2 separate regions of the Homo sapiens genome follow, and region 2 is linked to region 1. Evidence: read pairs that join two places in POLR2A ChIA-PET (ENCODE). Cell type or tissue: Caco-2. All regions are shown on one strand. Each heading gives the region's core, and the rest is flanking DNA. Links, peaks and the distances in the headings are about the cores only.

Region 1 (4,392 bases), core at 129-4,128:
TATTTTCAGTAGAGACGGGGTTTCCCCATGTTGGCCAGGCTGGTCTCGAACCCCTGACCTCAGGTGATCTGCCTGCCTCAACCTCTCAAAGTGCTGGGATTACAGGCGTGAGGCTGGGCTGGCATCATTCTAAGCACCAAGGGTGTATTCATGCATAGACAAATCCTGTCCTCGCGGAGCTTACGCATAATCAAGCACACAGATGATTTCAAAGCAGGTGATTTCAGCCATGGAAGGAGATGAAGAGGGAAGGAGAAGTGACAGGTGGGCTTGAGAAACAGCTAGAGGGGAGTGAGTCCAGGGAAGAAGGGACATGAGGCCTGACAGGTGGCAGGGGACCAGATCTGACGTTCTGGAATCATCGGCTTATTGATGGTATTTAATGCTGTGAGACAGGGTGAAATCACAGGGGGCAGATGGATCGAGGGTTCTTAACCACTTTTGGTTTCACAGACCCCTTTGGTAATCTGGCAAGGCCTATAGAGTCCTTCCTAAATTATATATATGTGTATGTATATATATATATGTATATATATATGTGTGTATATATATATGACGGAGTTTTGCTCTTTAAGTTTTATTTTTTATTTTTTTGAGACGGAGTTTCACTCTTATTGCCCAAACTGCAGTGCAATGGCACAATCTCGGCTCACTGCAGCCTCCGCCTCCTGGGTTCAAGCAATTCTCCTGCCTCAGCCTCCCGAGTAGCTGGGATTGCAGGCACACACCACCACACCCGGCTAATGTTTTGTATTTTTAGTAGAAACGAGGTTTCCATGTTAGCCAGGCTGTTAGCCAGGCTGATCTTAAACTCCTGACCTCAGGTGATCCGCCCGCCTCGGCCTCCCAGTGCTGGGATTACAGGCGTGAGCCACCATGGCCAGTCTAAAATATTTTTAAAGTTGTGATACAGTTGATAGTGTTGCTACAAACTTAGAGGCTCAAAACAATGCAAAATTTGTACCTTTCCACTGGGGAGGCCAGAAGTCTGCAGTCTCACTGAGCCAAAATCAGGGTGCCAGCAGAGCCACATTCCCCCTTGGAGGCTTGAGGGGAGAATCCATTCTTTGCATTTTCCAGGGTTTTTTTTTTTTTTTTTTTTTTTTTAAGAGAGAGTCTCCCTCTGTCGCCCAGGCTGGAGTGCAGTAGCTCAGTCTCGGCTCACTCCAACTTCTACCTCCTGGGTAGAGAATCAAGTGATTCTCGTGCCTCAGCCTCCTGAGTAGCAGGGATTACAGGTGACTGCCACCATCCCCAGCTAATTTTTTGTATTACGGAGTTTTGCCACGTCAGCCAGGCTGGTCTCGAATTCCTGACCTCAAGTGATCCGCCCTCCTCGGCCTCCCAAAATGCTGGGATTACAGGCGTGAGCCACCGCGCCCAGCCTCTTTTTCAGCTTCTGGAATCTTCCTGCAGTCCATAGCTCCTGGTCCCCTCCTCCTTCAAAGCCAGAATGTAGCATCTTTGAGTCCTCCCGCCTCCTCCGACCATCGGCTTCTGACACCCAACCTCCTCCTCCGACATCGGCTTCTGACATCCAACCTCCTCCTCCTTCACCCCTGACCTGCCTGCCTCCCTCTTATAAGGACACTTGTGATTACCTTGGGTACACCTGGGTAACCCAGGCTCATCTCATTTGAAGATCCTTAATTTAATCACAGTAATCCTAGGAAAAAAGGATTTTTTAAAGCAAAAATTAATTAATTTAAAAAGAAAACTGTCTTTGGTCAGTGACAGCCTCTTCGGGTTGGTCCTCAGCTCTTTTGACAGGACCTGCTAGACTCTGAGACTTCCTTGCCTTCCCTGCCAAACACATCAGTGGTGTTTACTCCAGAGCTTAGATGACAGAAAGTCCTTATTCTTTTAATGAAGTCAGCATAACGTTAAAACCCAATAAAATAGCATTTGAAAGAGATAGTTTCAGATCAAATACATTTTAAATAGTCATGTGTCGCTTAACAACAGGGAAATGTCTGAGAAATTTGTTGTTAGGCGATTTTATCATTGTGCAAACATCATTTAATTACACGAACCTATAGGTTAGAGCCTCCTACCGACCTGGGCCATATGGTATGGCCTATTACTCCTAAGCCACAAACCTGTACAGCATGTTACTTGTGCAAGTTGATCATATGACTTGGGTCATTCTTTTTTTTTTTTTTTTGAGACAGAGTCTCGCTCTGTCACCCAGGCTGGATTGCAGTGGTACGATCTCAGCTCACTGCAGCTTTCACCACCTGGGTTTCAGCCATTCTCGTGCCTCAGCCTCCCAAGTAGCTGGGATTACAGGCGCCCACCACCACACACTGCTAATTTTTGTATTTTTAGTAGAGACCGGGGGTTTCACCATGTTGGCCAGGCTGGTCTTGAACTCCTGACCTCAAGTGATCTGCCCACCTCGGCCTCCCAAAGTGCTGGGACTACAGGTGTGAGCCACCGCACCCAGCCTTTTGAATTGGGCCATTCTTGTCACACCCAGTTAAAACAGTTGAGAAGCTAGGGGGAAAAAGCACTTAGGGCACATAACACAGCTCCAAGAATGTAATTCTCTGCAAGCCTGGCTGCCGAAGCTGCCTGCTGCCACCTGAAACCAGTTTTATCTAATGGCTTCTGAAACAACCTGCTGCAGCTCTAAATCTAGTTTTACCTACTGAAGCCACTTACCAATCAGAGTGTGCCAGCTCCCCAACACTCTACGAGTGCTAATGGACTTCGTGGAAAAACAATGCATAACATTTCTCCTTTCTTTTCTTGTCAGACAGACAGGTCTGGCTCTGTCACTCAGGCTGGAGTGCAGGCGTACAATCATGGCTCACTGCAGCCTCAACCTCCTAGGCTCAAAGGATCCTCCATCTTCAGCCTCCCAAGCAGCTGGGACTACAGGCTGGGGGCCACCACGCCCAGCTTATTTTTTATTTTTTTGTAGAGATGGGGTCTCACCATGTTGTCCAGGCTGGTCTCAAACTCCTGGGCTCAAGCGATCCTCCTACCTCTGCCTCCTAAAGTCCTGTGATTACAGGTGTGAGCCACCACACCTGGCCAACATTTCTCCTTTTTATAAAACCTCCTCTTTGTTCTTTGGACATATTGAAGACCAGTCAGTCTGTTTGTATGCCTGAAGCTGCAATTCTGGTATCCCAAATAACATGATAAATTTAGAGATTTGTCTCTATATTTTAATTTTGACTCCAATATACTGCACTGAATACTGTTGGCAACTGTAACACAATGGTAAGTATTTGTGTATCTAACATAGAAAAAGTACAGTAAAAATATGGTGTAAAAGATAAATAGGCTGGGCGCAGTGGCTCACGCCTGTAATCCCAGCTACTCGAGGCTGAGGCAGGAGGATTGCTTGAACCTGGAAGGCGGAGGTTGCAGTGAGCCAAGATTGCGCCACTGCACTCCAGCCTGGGTGACAGAGCAAGACTCCTTCTTAAAAAATAATAATAATAAATAAAATAAAGTTTTTTAAAAGATAAATAGTGCTTGCTTCAGCAGCACATATACTAAAATTGGAACAATACAGAGATTAGCATGGCTGCTGTTTAAAAATTAAATTTAAAAAAATTGGACAGGCACAGTGGCTCATACCTGTAATACCAGCGCTTTGGGAGGCTGAGGCGGGTGGATCATGAGGTCAGGAGTTCAAGACCAGCCTGGTCAAGATGATGAAACCCCGTCTCTACTAAAAATACAAAAATTATCCAGGTGTGGTGGCGAGCACCTGTAATCCCAGCTACTCGGGGGGCTGAGGCAGAGAATTGCTTGAACCTGGGAGGTGGAGGTTGCAGTGAGCCGAGATCGCACCACTGCATTCCAGCCTGGGTGACAGAGGGACACTCCGTCTCAAAAAAAAAAAAATTGTTGGGCGTGGTGGCTCACGCCTGTAATCCCAGCACCTTGGGAGGCAGAGGTGGGTGGATCACCTAAGATCAGGAGTTCAAGACCAGCCTGGCCAACATGGTGAAACCCTGTCTCTACTAAAAATACAAAAATTAGCCCAGCATGGTGGCGGGCACCTATAATCCCAGCTACTCGGAGGCTGAGGCAGGCGAATCACTGGAACCTGGGAGGTGGAGGTTGCAGTGAGCAGAGATTGTGCCACTGCACTCCAGCCTGGGTGACAGAGTGAGGCTCCGCTTCAAAAAATTAAAAATGGTACTCTTGTATGGGGCACTTATAGGACTGGAAGTTGTTCTGGGTGAGTGGGGAGTGACTGTGAAGGTTTAGGACATTACACTATTGGAGACTTTATAAACACTGCACACTTGGGCTACACTAATTTATGAAAAGGCATTTTCTTTCAATAATAAATCTTAGCTTACTGTAACTTCATAAATTTTTTAACTTTTTGACTTTTTTGTAATAACACTTAGCTTAAAACACAAA
Region 2 (4,392 bases), core at 139-4,138, 330 kb before region 1:
TGACTGCAGCCCCAATTAACTGTGACCTCACCGAGACTCTGCGCCAGAACCACCCAGCGAAGCCACTCAGCAGGAACTGAAAGAGATAAGAATGTTGATTGCTTACATTATACTGCTTCATGCTTATGTATCTGGTGAGTCTTAAGAAAATCAGTGAGGTAAGTTTAATTACCTCGACTTACAGAGGAGAACACTGAAACTCAGGTTAGCACACATCGGAAGCAGCAGAGGCAGGATTCAAATCTGGGTCTTGCTGACTCCAAGGCATACAACCCTATGTCACCTTCAGTTCTTGCTAGCAGCTGCCTTCAGCACTAGAGGAGGAAGTGAACCATGTAACACAACAGGGTCTGGCACCTCAGCAGCTAGCTGACATAGAGGGGCCCTCCTTACAGGGCTCCCTGCATTGGAACACCTGATATTTTCCCATTAGCATCCTTTTATGTTTATATTGCTTTCTGATTTCTCAATTATCTTTCTGCCAAATAAACGGTTACACTAGCAATTACAAGCTGAAAATTATTTTTATAGCATTCTCACACAAAGCCACTTAGTTTTTTTTGTTTTTGTTTGTTTTTGAGATGGGGTCTCTGTCACCCAGACTGGAGCACAGTGGTGCAATCTCAGCTCACTGCAACCTCTACCTCCCGGGCTCAAGTGATTCTCCTGCCTCAGCCTCCTGAGTAGCTGCGATTACAAGCACACATCACCACGCCCAGCTAATTTTTGTATTTTTAGTAGAGATGGGGTTTCACCATGTTGGCCAGGCTGGTCTCGAACTCCTGGCCTTAAGTGATCTGCCCACCTCAGTGTCCCAAGTGCTGGGATTGCAGGCGTGAGCCACTGTGCCCAGCCCAACAAAGCTACTTCGTTTTAACTGCTATGAAGATAAGTTACCAGGAAGGACATAGTGGCTCAGGCCTGTAATCCCAGCACTCTGAGAGGCTGAGGCAGGAGGATTGTTTGGGCCAGGAGATTGAGCCCAGTCTAGGCAACATAGGGAAACCTCATCTCTACAAAAAAAATTAAAAAATTAGCCAGGCATGCTGGCACATGCCTGTGGTTCTATCTACTAGGGAGGCTGAGGTGGGAGGATCAATTGAGCCCAGGAGGTTGAGGCTACAGTGAGCCATGGTTGCACTATTGCACTCTAGCCTGGGTGACAGAGCAAGACCCTGTCTCAAAAAAAAAAAAAAAAAAAAAAAAAAAAGAAAAAGAAAAAAAGGTAATTTACCTTTTATATTGAAATAAATATTGACTCCCATATCTTTAACTCATTTCAGTTAAACTTCGGCCATAAAGAAGAATTTGGGAGTTCTCAAATTTCTTTTTAATTTTAGATTACAGAAAATTTCTACACAAAAATAGAATAGTACAATAAATGCCCATGTACTCATCATATAGCTTCAACAATTATCACCTGTAGCTGTCTCGGTCTGCCAACGTACTCATAGTTGAGCCACAACATGGTTATCCCTTAGTACTTATTAAATCGTTTTTTAAAAAGCACCAAAATGTTAATAAGTGTTGTTTCTTGGGTATAAATTTTATAGATGATTTACATTTTCTTGATTTTACTTCTCAGTACCTTCCCAAATTTCCACAGTGAATATGAAGTACTTTTGTAATAAGAGAAAATGCTATTTTAAAATGATTGAAAAAATGTCTTTTTTTCGGCCAGGCGCGGTGGCTCACACCTGTAATCTCAGCACTTTGGGAGGCCAAGGCGGGTAGATCACTAGGTAGGGGGTTTGAGACCAGCCTGACTAACATGGTGAAACCCTGTCTCTACTGAAAATACAAAAATTAGCTGAGCATGGTGGCGGGCACCTGTAATCCCAGCTACTTAGGAGGCTGAGGCAGGAGAATGGCATGAACTCAGGAGGCGGAGGTTGCAGTGAGCCAAGATTGCGCCACTGCACTCCAGCCTGGGTGACAGAGTGAGACTCCGTCTCAAAAAAAAAAATGTCTTTTTTTCTTTTTTCTTTTTTTTAGAGAGGGGATCTCACTATGTTGCCCAGACTGGAGTGCAGTCATTGTTCACAGGCATGATTATAGTGTACTATAGCCTCGAACTCCGGGGCTCAAGGGATGCTCCTGCCTCAGCTTCCTGCATAGCTGGGACTACAAGTGCATGCCACCTCACCTGGCTTGAAAAAAATGTATTTCTTTAAGGAGTATATTTTCAAATGCTTGGTCCAGGAGTCATTCTTGTTCTTGCTTGGAACAAGCCATCAGTAATCCTTTCCCCATGATTTCATATAGTTCACTAAGAGGGAGCAAAAAAAAATTTGGGCTTTATTTTTGAGACAGGGGCTTGCTCTGTCATCCAGGCTGGAGTGTAGTGGTGTGATTATAGTTCTCTACTGCCTTGAACAGGGCTCAGGGATTCTCCCACCTCAGCCTCCAGAGTAGCTAGGACTATAGGTGCACACCACCGCACCAAGCTAATTTTTTATTTTTCATAGAGCTGGGGTCTCACTATGTTGCCCAGGCTGGTTCTTGAACTCCTAAGCTCAAGCAATCTTCCCACCTCTGGCCTCTTGAAGTGCTGGGATTATAGGTGTAAGCCACTGTACCCAGCCAAAATATGGTTTTTAAAGCCTTCTCTTTTTTCAGAAGGAACAATCTCTATTAAGAAAAAACAAAACATTCTTTTGTTTTTTTGGCAAGGCAGAATATTTGTAAACCTAGCAAACAAAAAAAGAAAAAACTGATAGCCCTCAAACAGAGCCAATGAATAGATTTACTGTGGCTCTGTAGCAGAGAGTGGAGGATTCTTCTTTTCATGAGATTTTTTTTCCTTAAGGAAAATCAACCCTAGCAGGAAATGCCAAAACTTAGTGCCTTGGCATACCTTCAGCAACTCATGGCCCCGGTCAATGACAGAGACATGATTTCTACAGTGATTTCTAAGGACCTAGGGTCAGCATCACTGTGTATCAAGGCTGAATTGGAGAAACATAGACTCCAGAGCAGCACTCTAAGCTCTGGGCTGGATTATCTTTAAAATAAACAAACAAACAAAACCAGATTTAGCAAGACACAATTTACTTACTGTTAACAAAAAGAGTCAAACTCTGTAAAATAATTGAAGAGATTTATTCTGAGCCATATATGAGTGACCAATGGCCTGTAACACAGCCCTTGGGAGATCCTGAGAACATGAGCCCAAGGTGGTCAGGCTACAGCTTGGTTTTATATATTTTAGGGAGACATAAGGTATCAATCAATACAGGTAAACTATACATCGGTTGGGTCTGGAAAGGCGGGACAATTATAAATAGGGGCTTCCAAGACATAGGCAAATTCAAAGATTTTCTGATTGGCAGCTGGTTCAAAGAGTTATTATCAATAGAAAGGAATGTCTGGTTTACAATAACGGGTTGTAGAGACTGAGGTTTTATCATGCACATGAAACCTCCAGGTAGCAGGCTTCCGAGAGAATAGATAATAAATGTTTCTTATCAGATTTAAAGAGTCTATTCTATCCGTAATTCCAAAAGCAAGGAGGATATAATGAGGAATGTCCAGCTCCCCCGTCCCATCATGGCCTGAACTAGTTTTTCAGATTAACTTTGGAATGCCCTTGGTTGAGAGGAGGCATCCATTCAGATGCTTGTCGGGGTGGGGTGGGGGCTTAGAATTTTATTTTTTGTTTACAGTACTATACAATTCACCTATTCAAAGTGTATAATTCAATGCTTTTTTTTTTTTTTTTTTTGAGACAGAGTCTCACTCTGTTGCCCAGGCTGGAGTGCAGTGGCATGATCTCAGCTCACTGCAACCTCCACCTCCCAGGTTCAAGTGATTTTCCTGCCTCAGCCTCCTGAGTAGCTGGGATTACAGGTGCACACCATCATACCAGGCTAATTTTTGTATTTTTAGTAGAGACGGGGTTTCACTATGTGGGTCAGGCTGGTCTTGAACTCCTGACCTTGTGATCCACCCACCTCGGCCTCCAAAAGTGCTGGGATTACAGGCATGAGCCACTGCGCCTGGCCAATTCAATGCTTTTTAATAAATTTTTATTGTCATACAATCATCAAAACCTGGATTATGTTTTACAGTCCCTCAGAATCCACTGCTCCATTGCAGCTGCAATGAAATTGCAAGTTCCAACTTTGCCTGTTACCTATGCAACCAGGTTTTGTGTGCCTATGTTATATGTTTCATAATACCATTAGAGCCGTAGTTCGGAATAATAACTTCTTCTCAAGTACACTCAGTGTCATATTCTGCCCTTCATAACTACAGCTACAGTTCAAACAGCCTCTACCAGGATTTAGAGATTTAAAGCTATACCTAACTGTTGGAAGTCAGTGGTCATTTCAATTGATTTAGGAAATTCAGCAGGGTTGTTTATAGTATCATCAACCCTTCAGACCCTGG

What was found. ChIA-PET counts read pairs that join two places held together with the same protein. Peaks named below come from ENCODE experiments on the same cell type or tissue, not always from the same donor. Only the 100,000 strongest peaks of a DNase experiment are listed, where the experiment ranks them.
Region 2: POLR2A ChIA-PET joins it to region 1 with 9 read pairs; 2 of 35 experiments call an interaction of 5 or more read pairs at or near these places.

The regions. Positions count from the first base shown.
Region 1 is chr7:139,445,255-139,449,646 of GRCh38, forward strand. It overlaps a transcript of KLRG2 not described here and the pseudogene RNU6-911P. Among named protein-coding and RNA genes, the nearest start is that of KLRG2, 36 kb to the right of the region's middle. In Caco-2, for the core only: no CTCF peak of the experiment used is centred there; a DNase peak (open chromatin) is centred at 2,094.
Region 2 is chr7:139,119,125-139,123,516 of GRCh38, forward strand. No RefSeq gene overlaps it. Among named protein-coding and RNA genes, the nearest start is that of ZC3HAV1, 12 kb to the left of the region's middle. In Caco-2, for the core only: no CTCF peak of the experiment used is centred there; no DNase peak of the experiment used is centred there.